Regions from separate parts of the Homo sapiens genome. Here region 2 is linked to region 1. Evidence: chromatin loops called from intact Hi-C (ENCODE). Cell type or tissue: PC-3. All regions are shown on one strand. Links, peaks and the distances in the headings refer to the core of each region. The heading gives the core; the rest is flanking DNA.

Region 1 (5,385 bases), core at 229-5,228:
TACCCTGTAAATGCAGCAAGGGTTTCTGGCTAATCAAGACAAAAGAAAAAAATTGCTTCACATAACTTTATATTAGATATCCGAAGATAACCAATTTGAAATAAAGGGAATTAGTCCCTTAGTAAATATTCACATTCATCTCGAAAGAGACCAGAACCCCCTTCAGAGATTTTAGATGTAAAATATCAGAAAGAACAGCCAAGGCTCTAAATTTTCTCATATTATAAATTTATAATGCTCAATTTGGGGCTGGATCACTTTTTCCTTGTTCCCTCATGAGTGAAATTTTTACTGGTCCTTATAGAGCCCTGCTTGCCTGACCATTCTATTTGTACACAACATGAAAAATTTTTAGTCAAAACACTGCAGTGCTGGAATAAGAATTACTTAAAAAAAAGTAAAAGAAAATTTTTAAAAAAAGAAAATGCAGCAGAAAAAAACATAAGCATTCATGAAAATAAGGGTAGACACCCCACTTCTTTTAGTACAACAGTGAGCCTTCAGAACCAAACCTAGGGGTCCATTTCTGATGTTGCCACCTTCTTGGGCAAGAGGCAACACTTTACTGCCCTGTTGTCTTGAAAGCCTGAGGTGCAATCTTCTGGCCATCCTAATTGGACCTAGGTTTTTGTTTTTAATATAGAAGGTAAAAGTCAACAACTTTTGCTTGAAGCAGTCAATGATTGTACCTCAAGGGCCCTCCCTGAATAACAGTGGGCACTGAGGTTCCCAGGCCTGCTTCTGTTGAAGGAGCATGTGATGCTGTCTCCTTGACTTCCTGCAATCTCAGTCCTCATAGAGTGAAGCCATTGAGTCAAAGCCATCATGACTGACCTGGAAGACTCAGTGGCATGTTGTGGTCTGCTGTCAAGTTGACCAGATCCTTATTAAACTAACTTGCCCTCATAAGAGGCAAGCCCATTCTAGATAGACCTTGAATTTCATCTAGAAAGAAGTTAGAATCTTACCCAAAAGTGCTTGTTCACAGTATAGTTTGCCAGGCAAAAAGCTGCTGCAGCTATCAGTGAAGGAAGATATTTCAAGAATGGATCTGCTTCAAGTAGACTCAGCTCTGCTACGTACTAAGCACAAGAGAAGAAAACACATTGGAATTAGAAATGTGACTAAGGTCACAAGTAAGCCTGGAAATGGCAAGGAAATAAATGGTATCTTATCTTTGTTCAGTCGGCATCTACAAAAATAGATGCTCAAAATTACTTACTGGGTTAGTAATTGGTATGCCTGTCTATAACAACAGTAACATTTATGTTTTGGTAAAATGTCAATACAAAAGTATTTGGCCTACTCAAAGTATAGGTGATAGGTTACTTTTCTTATGCTAATAGTTTAGGTTTATGCTGAGATAAAGTGGTACTGCTCTGGCAGCTGGAATTGGAACAGAGATTTTAGCCAAAAGACAAAAATATTAAAGCTATTAATCTATCAGGCAGTTCAGAGACTAGGACAGCACCAGTGGGAATATCTCATATTAGAAGAAACATAGTAAAACATGTGGACATCCTTATTACCCTTTGCACAGCACATAAATACCAGATATCCTAGATTATGGTCACTGGAAACCCAGTTGACCAAAGCAATACTTCAATGCCTTCAACTAAAGTTCTGTAACTCCAAACAACCAAATAATGCTCATTACTTAATATATTAGGATGAGACTAAAACCTTATTAAACTAGATTTACTTTGTTCCCACTCTATAAACCTAGGAGGTTTTGCTTGTATGTGGTCTGTATCCAATAAGAGAACAGTTTCCAAGCTTAAATTTTTAAATAGTTGGGTGATTAGACAACCCGTGCCTGCCAAATATAGTCAATAGTAATGCCTTATAACCAAAAGCTGGGTTCTTAAAATTAGCTCTTTTTCAGCACTGGAACAGTTTTTCTGGGCCTGTGGGAAGAAAACTGAAAAGGAAAAAAGAACTGAAGGATGATTGGGAAAGGTTGATTTTTACGCTCCTTGGCACTGGAAGTTCCTAGAAATCACGCGGCATACACACCTTAGCCAGGTTCTCAGTCCTGACGCACACTCCTTGTCGCCTCAAGTACTGAAGGAGAAACTGGTTGGTGGTTGGTACTGTCAGATCAAAAGCTAGAACTTTCAGAAGCAAGTGTTCCATTTTTAACAGTTGTCGTTTTGTGTATGTATCATCGGTGATATAGACAAACTCGTCTACTTCAGGAGGATATATCTCTTCATATTTCCTGGGAAAGGAAGAGTTTTCAGAAGTAAAACTTAGAACCTTTGGCTCTACTCCTGTGCTACCATAAGCCACGCCTCTCCGCATGGCCCTTGCAGACTTACTTTGCAGCCACATATCCACTTAAATACCACTAAATGACTCAGGGCTATGAAAGTACTAGGAGCTTGTTTCTGGACCAAGAACATGATTATCACAAGGATAGGTTATATTTACTGCTAGGAGTAGTAACAGAAACAATTTCCAACCAAGAATTTTAGGTTTGGGCCTGTGATACACTGAAAGATTCTGAATGACAGACACTACAGGTAAATTCCTACACATTCTACAGACCTCAAATCACTTCATAGAAAAAAGTGTTAAGATCAACACAGTGATAGAAACAAACTCCACAGGCCTCTAGTTTTTAAAAAGATGCTGTTCAACTTTGTCCACTGAATTAGCAAATGATGCTTATAGCCAAGAGACATAATGATATAATTTCACTATGATCAATTCTTTCCTTCTGCCTTTGTTTCTACTTTCTTTAGGGGAATTTTGGCAAGTTTTTCTGCATTAACAATAGAATGTTTGAGACCAGAAGAACAGAAAAGAAACTACCACTCAGCAACAGGTCACTTAAAGGTAGCTCAGCCACAACCCAGCTCTCTTTTCCCACACAATTAGGTACTTTCATGAATGAATGATAGTAACAGGAACCAGTTGAAGTAGTTTATTCACTGTAACCAAATAAACCTGTTATTATGGGTCATTTGCTAGATCATGAAGATAGCTTTTTGTAACCACACTGTCTTTAAATAGGACTTAATAGATAGGAAATAGCAAAAAGACTACACTGCAAAATAGTTAAATTAGATCCTGAATTTGAGATGATGGCTGCCTTAGTCATGACACTGAACTTGTTGCTATAAATCATAACCAGGTGATTGAAGAGTAAACATGTGGTAAGTTTCAGTTTCTCAGTCAATCCTGTGAAGAGGATGATCTTTTATCAAAGGACACATGACTAGTTTTAATTATCAAGCATTGCATTTCTTCAATAAGAAATAGAGGACAAAAATTCCATGTTTTGACAAGTGATAGTTTCATATTATGCAAGCTGAAAGAACACTTACGAAGCCAAAAGCATAGCTGCTGTTCCTACGAGCTGCAGTTTCCCTCTCAGAACAGACATACATGAAAGGAACCTGTCCAGGAAGTTGACAGCCAGATACAGGGTCTCTGCTCGAAGTTTATATTCTTCCCCAACCTCCACCAGCCAGTCCACCAGAATCGTGCGCATGCCTTCCGTGATGTCTGGCTGCTTCTTCATGTAGTGTGCTTTGGGTCTGTGCCTTATCTGATTGGGAAAAGGTTTTGATATTTAGTAGTTGCAATTTCAGAAAGATCATTCCACAATATAGTTGCTATTTAAAAATCTCACAAGCAAAGGTTGGAAAGATTCTGATCAGAGCCAAATAAATCTTTATCATAACAAGGAAGAAAGTGTAAATTTCTGGTTCTGTAAAGTAATTGGTTAGCAAATTAACCTGGGGTTGGGGGGGCAGGGGAGAATGGCAATATGAATTATTCCTAAGAGTGAAATATTTAACATATAAACCCTTTGAATCATGTAGAAATAGTCCAAGCAATTGCGACTTGCCATCACAACTATTATTTTTCATAGATATTCTTATGTTTAGCTGGCATAAGAGTGCCATTCACTAGTGGTTATGGACCAAGAGTTTATAATTTATCTTAGTAATAAGAGCTCGGGTCCTGAAGATTGAAGTAGAAGGTGGGAAAACTTACTTCAGCTTCCCTAAGGTACTGATAAATTTCTTCAGCATATTCAGTCACATTTATCACATCTGTGCCAAGACTGGATATATCTTCAGACTGGGAGAGGAGAGATGAATCTACCAGCATAGGGGAAACTGCAAGAGTTCAACACTGTCAGATAACTCATTTAATTTAAACATTTGTTCAATCCACTAACCCTCTACAGGCAGTTGTGAATACAGTTATTACTTGCTGTTTTTCTCTTGCTAGTTACTAGCTATTGAATGCTGCAGGCAGTTATAAATACAGGGTACCATCAGCCATCAACCATAGGCAAGTCAGTTACCTGTGTTGAAATCCAGCAGGAAGTGCAGGTCTGACTTGAGTGTGCCGGTGTCTACTTCATACACATCCTCAAATGCCATCCCCTCTCTGACCGAGCAGCTGTCTCTGTCCCCCTGCTCTAGTTCATCCATGTAGATGTCAAACCCTTGCTTGGGGGGCTCTTGGACCCCACAGTCAGGGAGTGCTTTCTTTCCAGCTGGAGGGAAGGCATTTTCTGATCCAGAATAACACCTGATTCTTGTGATCCCCTAAAAAACGTTTAAATCTTTTGTTAGAGGCCACGTCAAAGACCACAGAGGCAATGTGAACCTGCATGACTCAAACCAACAGCCTGGGAAGGTAAGATACATTCTAAACTGAAAAATCTATGTCGGCAATTTAATTCCAAAAAAAAAAGGTCTTCAAAAGTGTAATTTTTCCCCCCTTATCTTTGTCTACATTTGATATTTGGAGAAAGAGCTACCTAAAATTTTAATCTACCTCACATATGTATCAAAGGAAACTCAAGATTGTAGAAAAAAGAAAACCTATAGCTCTCTTCCAAAATGAAATGGGTACCACATATAAAGGGAAAACTGTAAATTGGCTTTCATATTTATAGCATCATGAGATTTTATAAGTAGTCAGCATAACTCTTGATGCAGTGACTGAGTTCCTACAATTCCCCTCCTTAAATAAATAACTTTTTAGCCAGAAGGCCCCTATAATGTTTCCATTTTATATCCACTTATTAAGAAACACGATTTTGGAAACTGATGCTGCTAAATTCTCTTACAAGCCACAGAACCTTTACGTATGACATAATGCATTTACTCTTGGGGAAATTTCTTAGTCACTTCTCCTTTTTCTCTATTCTTATAACATGAACAATGGGAACAACTGTGGTGCCGCCACAGTGAACAAGCATAATGCATCAAACACTGTTGCATATTAAGGTGAGCCATGCCAGATGGCATGAATGTCAGCTGAATCAGGGCAGGTGGGCAGCTCTATGAACCTGAGCTATATTTACGCAAATGCCAGCTCTGTCTACCACATTAACATTTTGTTTATAATGTATCT
Region 2 (5,385 bases), core at 85-5,084, 380 kb before region 1:
CTAAAAATACAAAAATCAGCCAGGTGTGGTGGTCCACACCTATAATCCCAGCTACTCAGGAGGCTGAGGCATGAGAATCGCTCGAACCCAGGAGGAAGAGATTGCAGTAAGCCAAGACTGTGCCACTGCACTCCAGCCTGGGCAACAGAGTGAGACTCCATCAAAAAAGAAAAAAAGAAAAAGAAAAAGATTAAACTGAAAATGTATTCTATCTGCAGCTCTCACATTGTGAATATCCAACCCCCCCAACTGAGAAAATATTCTTTCAGTATTTGAAAACTATCATGCAATTCAGCAAAGAAACTGCTTACATCACATCATTGAACAAGTGAAGACCTTATATACATCTTCATTGTTTCACTTTTGTTTTTTCTCAATATAAACAAAAATGTCTATCAACATTCATGTCAAAACTTTATGTCCTTGCCATCATCAAAAAAAAGAAAAAGAACAAAAAGTACACTTTACTTCTTTACTGAATTGGACAGAAACCAAGCATTTATTCCTTTTTTTAAATGAAAAAATATAACTTTATTCATAAATAATGTTACTTTTTTTCTTCGACTTTTATTTTAAGCTCAGGGATACATGTGCAGGATGTGCAGGTTTGGTAGATAGATAAACACGTGCCATAGTAGTTCACTGCACAGATCATCCCATCACCTAGGTATTAAGCCCAGCATTCATCAGCTATTCTTCCTGATGCTCTCCCTCCCCCACACCCACCTTTAACAGGCCCCAGTGTGTGTTGTTCCCCATTGTGTCCATGTGTTTTTATCGTTCAGCTCTCACTTATCAGTGAGAAGATGTGGCGTTTGGTTTTCTGTTTCTGTGTTAGTTTGCTGAGGTTAATGGCTTCCAACTCCATCCATGTCGCTGTGAAGGACATGGTATCATTCCTTTTTGTGGCTGCATAGTATTTCATGGTGTATATGTATCATATTTTCTTTATTTAGTCTACCATTGATGGGCATTTAGGTTGCTTCCATGTCTTTGCTATTGTGAATAGTCAAGCATTTATTCTTTTTTTTTTTTTTTTTGGAGACAGAGTTTCACTCTTGTTGCCCAGGCTGGAATGCAGTGACATGGTCTTGGCTGACTGCAACCTCTGCCTCCTGGGTTCAAGTGATTCTCCTGCCTCAGCCTCCTGAGTAGCTGGGATTACAGGCACCCGCCACCACGCCCGGCTAATTTTTGAATTTTTAGTAGAGACGGGGTTTCACCGTGTTGGCCAGGCTGGTCTCGAACTCCTGACCTCAAGCGATCTGCCCACTTCAGCCTCCCAAAGTGCTGGGATTACAGGCGTGAGCCACCTCGTCTGGCTGCATTTATTCTTATTTTGAATTTGGGACACTGTTGTTGGTGAATTCATAAAAACTGATAGTGATTTTCATAAGAAGTCAAGTCACCTTGAAGTTATGGATGTATAGAATTTACAGTATTGAGTATTGTATATTTTATCAATGTTTGTGAATCACGTGCTAATATTCTTTATCTCAGGTAGTGACACACCCAGAACCCCAGAATTGGCATAAAGATTATTTTAAGCTGAAGACACTTGAGATTCAATTGATACAGAAAGAAGCCTTCTCAGAGCTTCCTTTATCTGACTAGAAGCTGAAACTTCTGATAAATGAAGACCATCATAAATTCCCTCTTGAGGAAAGCTACTACCAGGAGAGAGACCAAGAGTAAATCTACCATAAATACCCCATGACCATGAGTTCAGAAAACCTACATAAACATATATTATCACAAAATGCCTTATTGCTCATTTGTTCTCCTAAAACCACATTTGTTTTTCCTAAAGGAACCTATTTGTTCATCCCATAGGAACATTTACTCCGTCTTCCCTTTCCTTACTAATTTAGGTATATAAGCCTCAAATTCTAACCATCCATTTCAGTAACTCATCTCTGAGCCCTCCTATGTACATGTAGTTCTTGTAAATAAACCCTTTTCTTTTACTAATCTATCTTTTGTGAGTTTAATTTACAAGCTCCCAGGCAAGAAACCTAAGCAGGTGGGAGAAAAGTTTTGTTTCATTTCCAGCCATCAGTTAACTGGTTAAAAATTTTTTTTACCAGCATATTACTCGGAGCAGTATTATTTAAATCTTAGTACAAATACCTGTTATGGTGTTCAATAAGTGGCAGTAAGCTTAAAAAATAAACCTACTTTTTTTTGAGGTATGATTTTGCTGCGGTTTGAACATGTCCCTCAAAAGTTAATGTGTTGGAAACAATTGCCATTGTTAACAGTATTAGTAAGTGGGGCCTTTAAGAGGTGGTTAGCCCTCATGAATGGATTAATGCCGTTATGGCTTAGTTATCACAGGAGTGGGCTCCTGATAAACAGATAAATTCAGTGTCATATACTCTGTCTATGCTTGCTTCTGCCCTCTGCCCTTCAACTTTGGTATTACCCTGATCAGATGCCAGAGCTGTGCTCTTGGACTTTTCAGCCACTTGAACTGTGAGCCACATAAACTTCTGTTCTTTGTAAATTACCCAGTGTGTGGTATTCTATTACAGTGACAGAAGATGAACTAAGACAAATTTACACACCATAAAGTCCACTTATTGTAAGTATACAATTTAAAGATTTTTAGTAAATTTGTAGAGTTGCAATCATTTTTACAAAAAGGTTTTAGAACATTTCCATCTCTCCACAAAAGACCCTTATTATCCATTCTCAGTCAATCCCTGCTCCTACTTCCAGCCCCAGGAATCCACTAATCTTTGTCTCCATAGATTTGCCTTTTCTAGACATTTTGTTAGGAGCAATGAATCCGTACCGGTCTGCAGTGACCTCAATTCTTACCTCCTTACAAGAAAGAATTTGACCGAGGGGCCTAAGGCAGAGTGAGAGACTGAGCCAAGTTTTTGAGCGGGAGTGAAAGTTCATTTAAATGCCTTAGAGCAGGAAAGAAAGGAAGTGAAGTACACTTGGAAGAAGGCCAAGCGGGTGACTTGAGAGATCTAGTGCGTGGTTTGACTTTGACTTGGGGTTTTATCTGTTGGCATGCTTCCAGGGAGTTGTGTCCCTTCTCCCCTGATTCTTCCCTTGGGGTGGGCTGTCCGCATGCACAGTGGCCTGCCAGCGCTTGGTAGGGGCCGCATGTGCAGTGTGTTTACCAAAACTGTGCACATGTTCACTTGAGGCATTCTTCCCTTACCAGTTGAGTGTTTCTAGAGGAAGGTCATATACCACTTAAACTCTGCCATTTTGTCTCTTAGTGTGCATGCTTGAGCCACTTGGCCAACTCCTGAGATCTTATTGGGAAGCTGCTGATCACCAATTTTAGGTGTTTCTATCTATAGGGAGACTGCCTTTCCCTGGCGCGGGCTGCGACAAATTATTACTTTAGAGAAGCAGTTTAACCACTGCCTGACCATGATCTTCTGATGGTTGCCCTCCTAAGGGGGACACTCTCCTGCCTTGTTCACGTCTGACTAAGTACCTACTGTAACAGTTTCATATCAGTGTAATCATGTAATATATGGTCTTTTGCACCTGGCTTCTTTTATTTAGCATAATGTTTTTGAAATTCATTTACTTTGTTTCTTATATCAGTAGTTTGTTCCTTTTTATTGCTGAATATTATTTCATTGTATTGTTTATCCATCTACCAGACCATGGACATTTGGATTGTTTTATGGTTTTGGCTATCACAAATAATGGCAATAGATTTTATTATCTAGTGCTTAGCACACAATAGGTCTCAAAAGTATTTTCTGAATGACTATTAACAAAAGAGTCAGGTTAAGGGAAGGAGCTTGAGTGAATGCAGGACTTTCGGGTTCTAAGCCTGGCTTTGTTCCTAAGTGTCAGTGAAACTGATCAGGCAGGGGCCAGGAATCTCTGAGCTTAAGACTTCCCCTATACCCTCTGAGGGTTTGATAAACAGTCTAGGAAATAAGCTGACCGCAGGCAGATAAACAGGAGAAAAGGTATACACATTTGTTACTTGCACAGGCGCATAACAGAAAAGTGAATACCCCCAAATCCAGTGAGATCTAGAAGCTTATATACCTTCTTCACAGGGCAGAGCGAAGTGGGGATGTAGGTAACTCAGGGGAGAGTAAATAATTTCTGGGAAAAATGAATGGGCTCTTAGAAGAATAGATGACAGTTTGTTACAAATGTTGTCTGGGTATGGTACTGACTTCTAGTCTTCCTCTCCTGTGATAAGAGTTAATCTTCCTAGTTGATAAATCCCCCAGTGATGGGATTGGAGTTCCTTCTGGAGGATCTGTCTTTAGGGAGATAAGAGATGTTCTGAGAATGCCTCTGTCTGCACCCAATGCCTCCCAAGTGCTCTCACTTCAAAGTAGTCAGTATAACAAGGTAACTTGGGGTGGCCTTTCCTGAACCTCCTTAATGATGAAGTTGGTCTAAATGATCTGTAAGCTCTTTCCTAAGTTTAGAATGTAATATACTGTAATGACCTTTTATGCGCCTGTCACTTGGGATTTTGATTCAATTGGTCTGGCGAGGGGCCAAGGCATCCATATTATTAAAAAGCTCTCCAGGTAATTCTAATATGCAATCAGGGTTGAGAATCACTGAATTATCTATAACATACTAAGAAGTAATCTAGTATACTTAGATGTACAAACAGATATCCTAGCTCAGGAATTCGTAAACATAGTGTATTTGTCATCAACCAGTAAGATTTTGCACATATGGTATTTTTTAAGTGGTAGGAACTCAGATTATTGTCAAAGCAAAATTTTAGCATTATTACTATTGCCATTATTTCATTTAGATTCCATCCGTTTACTCTTTAAAGACTTACTGGAAAGACAAGGCATTGTGTAAATTCTGCATGGGCTTCCTCATCTCCTCTATTTATTTCCTTACTAATCCTCCTATTTCCCTATAGCCATGCACATTCCTTCTTTTGTGTTTTTGAAAATGGTGCTTATCAATTACCAAAGGAGTAGTCTTTCTCTCTCTCTCTCTTTTTTTTTGAGACGGAATATCACTCTCTCACCAGGCTGGAGTGCAGTGGCGCGATCTCGGCTCACTGCAACCTCTGCCTCCTGGGTTCAAGCGATTCTCCTGCTTCAGCCTCCTGAGTAGCTGGTGCACGCCACCATGCCCAACTAATCTTTGTATTTTTAGTAGACACGGAGTTTCACTGTGTTGGCCAGGATGGGCTCGATCTCTTGACCTCATGATCCACTCACCTCAGCCTCCCAAAGTCCTGGAGTGATTACAGGCGTGAGCCACAGCGCCCTGCCAGGAGTAGTCTCTTTAAGTGGGAAACAGTGAGATGAAAAAGTGCTTATTCTTTTTTGATAATCTGGCTTATTTTTCATGACAAGGAAGCAAGGCCTATTAAAGGGGCCTCAAGCTCTGGGGGTCAGGGTGGGGCAT

What was found. Hi-C counts contacts between places; a loop is a spot of excess contacts. Peaks named below come from ENCODE experiments on the same cell type or tissue, not always from the same donor. Only the 100,000 strongest peaks of a DNase experiment are listed, where the experiment ranks them.
Region 2: it touches region 1 in a loop (3-fold over the local background); 5 of 110 quality-filtered maps call a loop at or near these places.

The regions. Positions count from the first base shown.
Region 1 is chr13:36,436,815-36,442,199 of GRCh38, reverse strand. CCNA1 (cyclin A1) reads right to left here. Exons shown (of 9, transcript NM_001413923.1): 3 at 4,325-4,571; 4 at 4,009-4,133; 5 at 3,333-3,556; 6 at 2,017-2,221; 7 at 969-1,082; 8 at 1-29. Among named protein-coding and RNA genes, the nearest start is that of CCNA1, 7.0 kb to the right of the region's middle. RefSeq lists an enhancer at 3,512-4,711. In PC-3, for the core only: no CTCF peak of the experiment used is centred there; a DNase peak (open chromatin) is centred at 3,019; H3K4me3 peaks cover 1,219 bases; H3K27ac peaks cover 2,387 bases.
Region 2 is chr13:36,812,257-36,817,641 of GRCh38, reverse strand. It overlaps LOC124903158 (a long non-coding RNA gene), which reads left to right. Exons shown (of 2, transcript XR_007063760.1): 2 at 1,501-1,971. Among named protein-coding and RNA genes, the nearest start is that of RFXAP, 4.3 kb to the left of the region's middle. In PC-3, for the core only: a CTCF peak has its summit at 2,395; no DNase peak of the experiment used is centred there.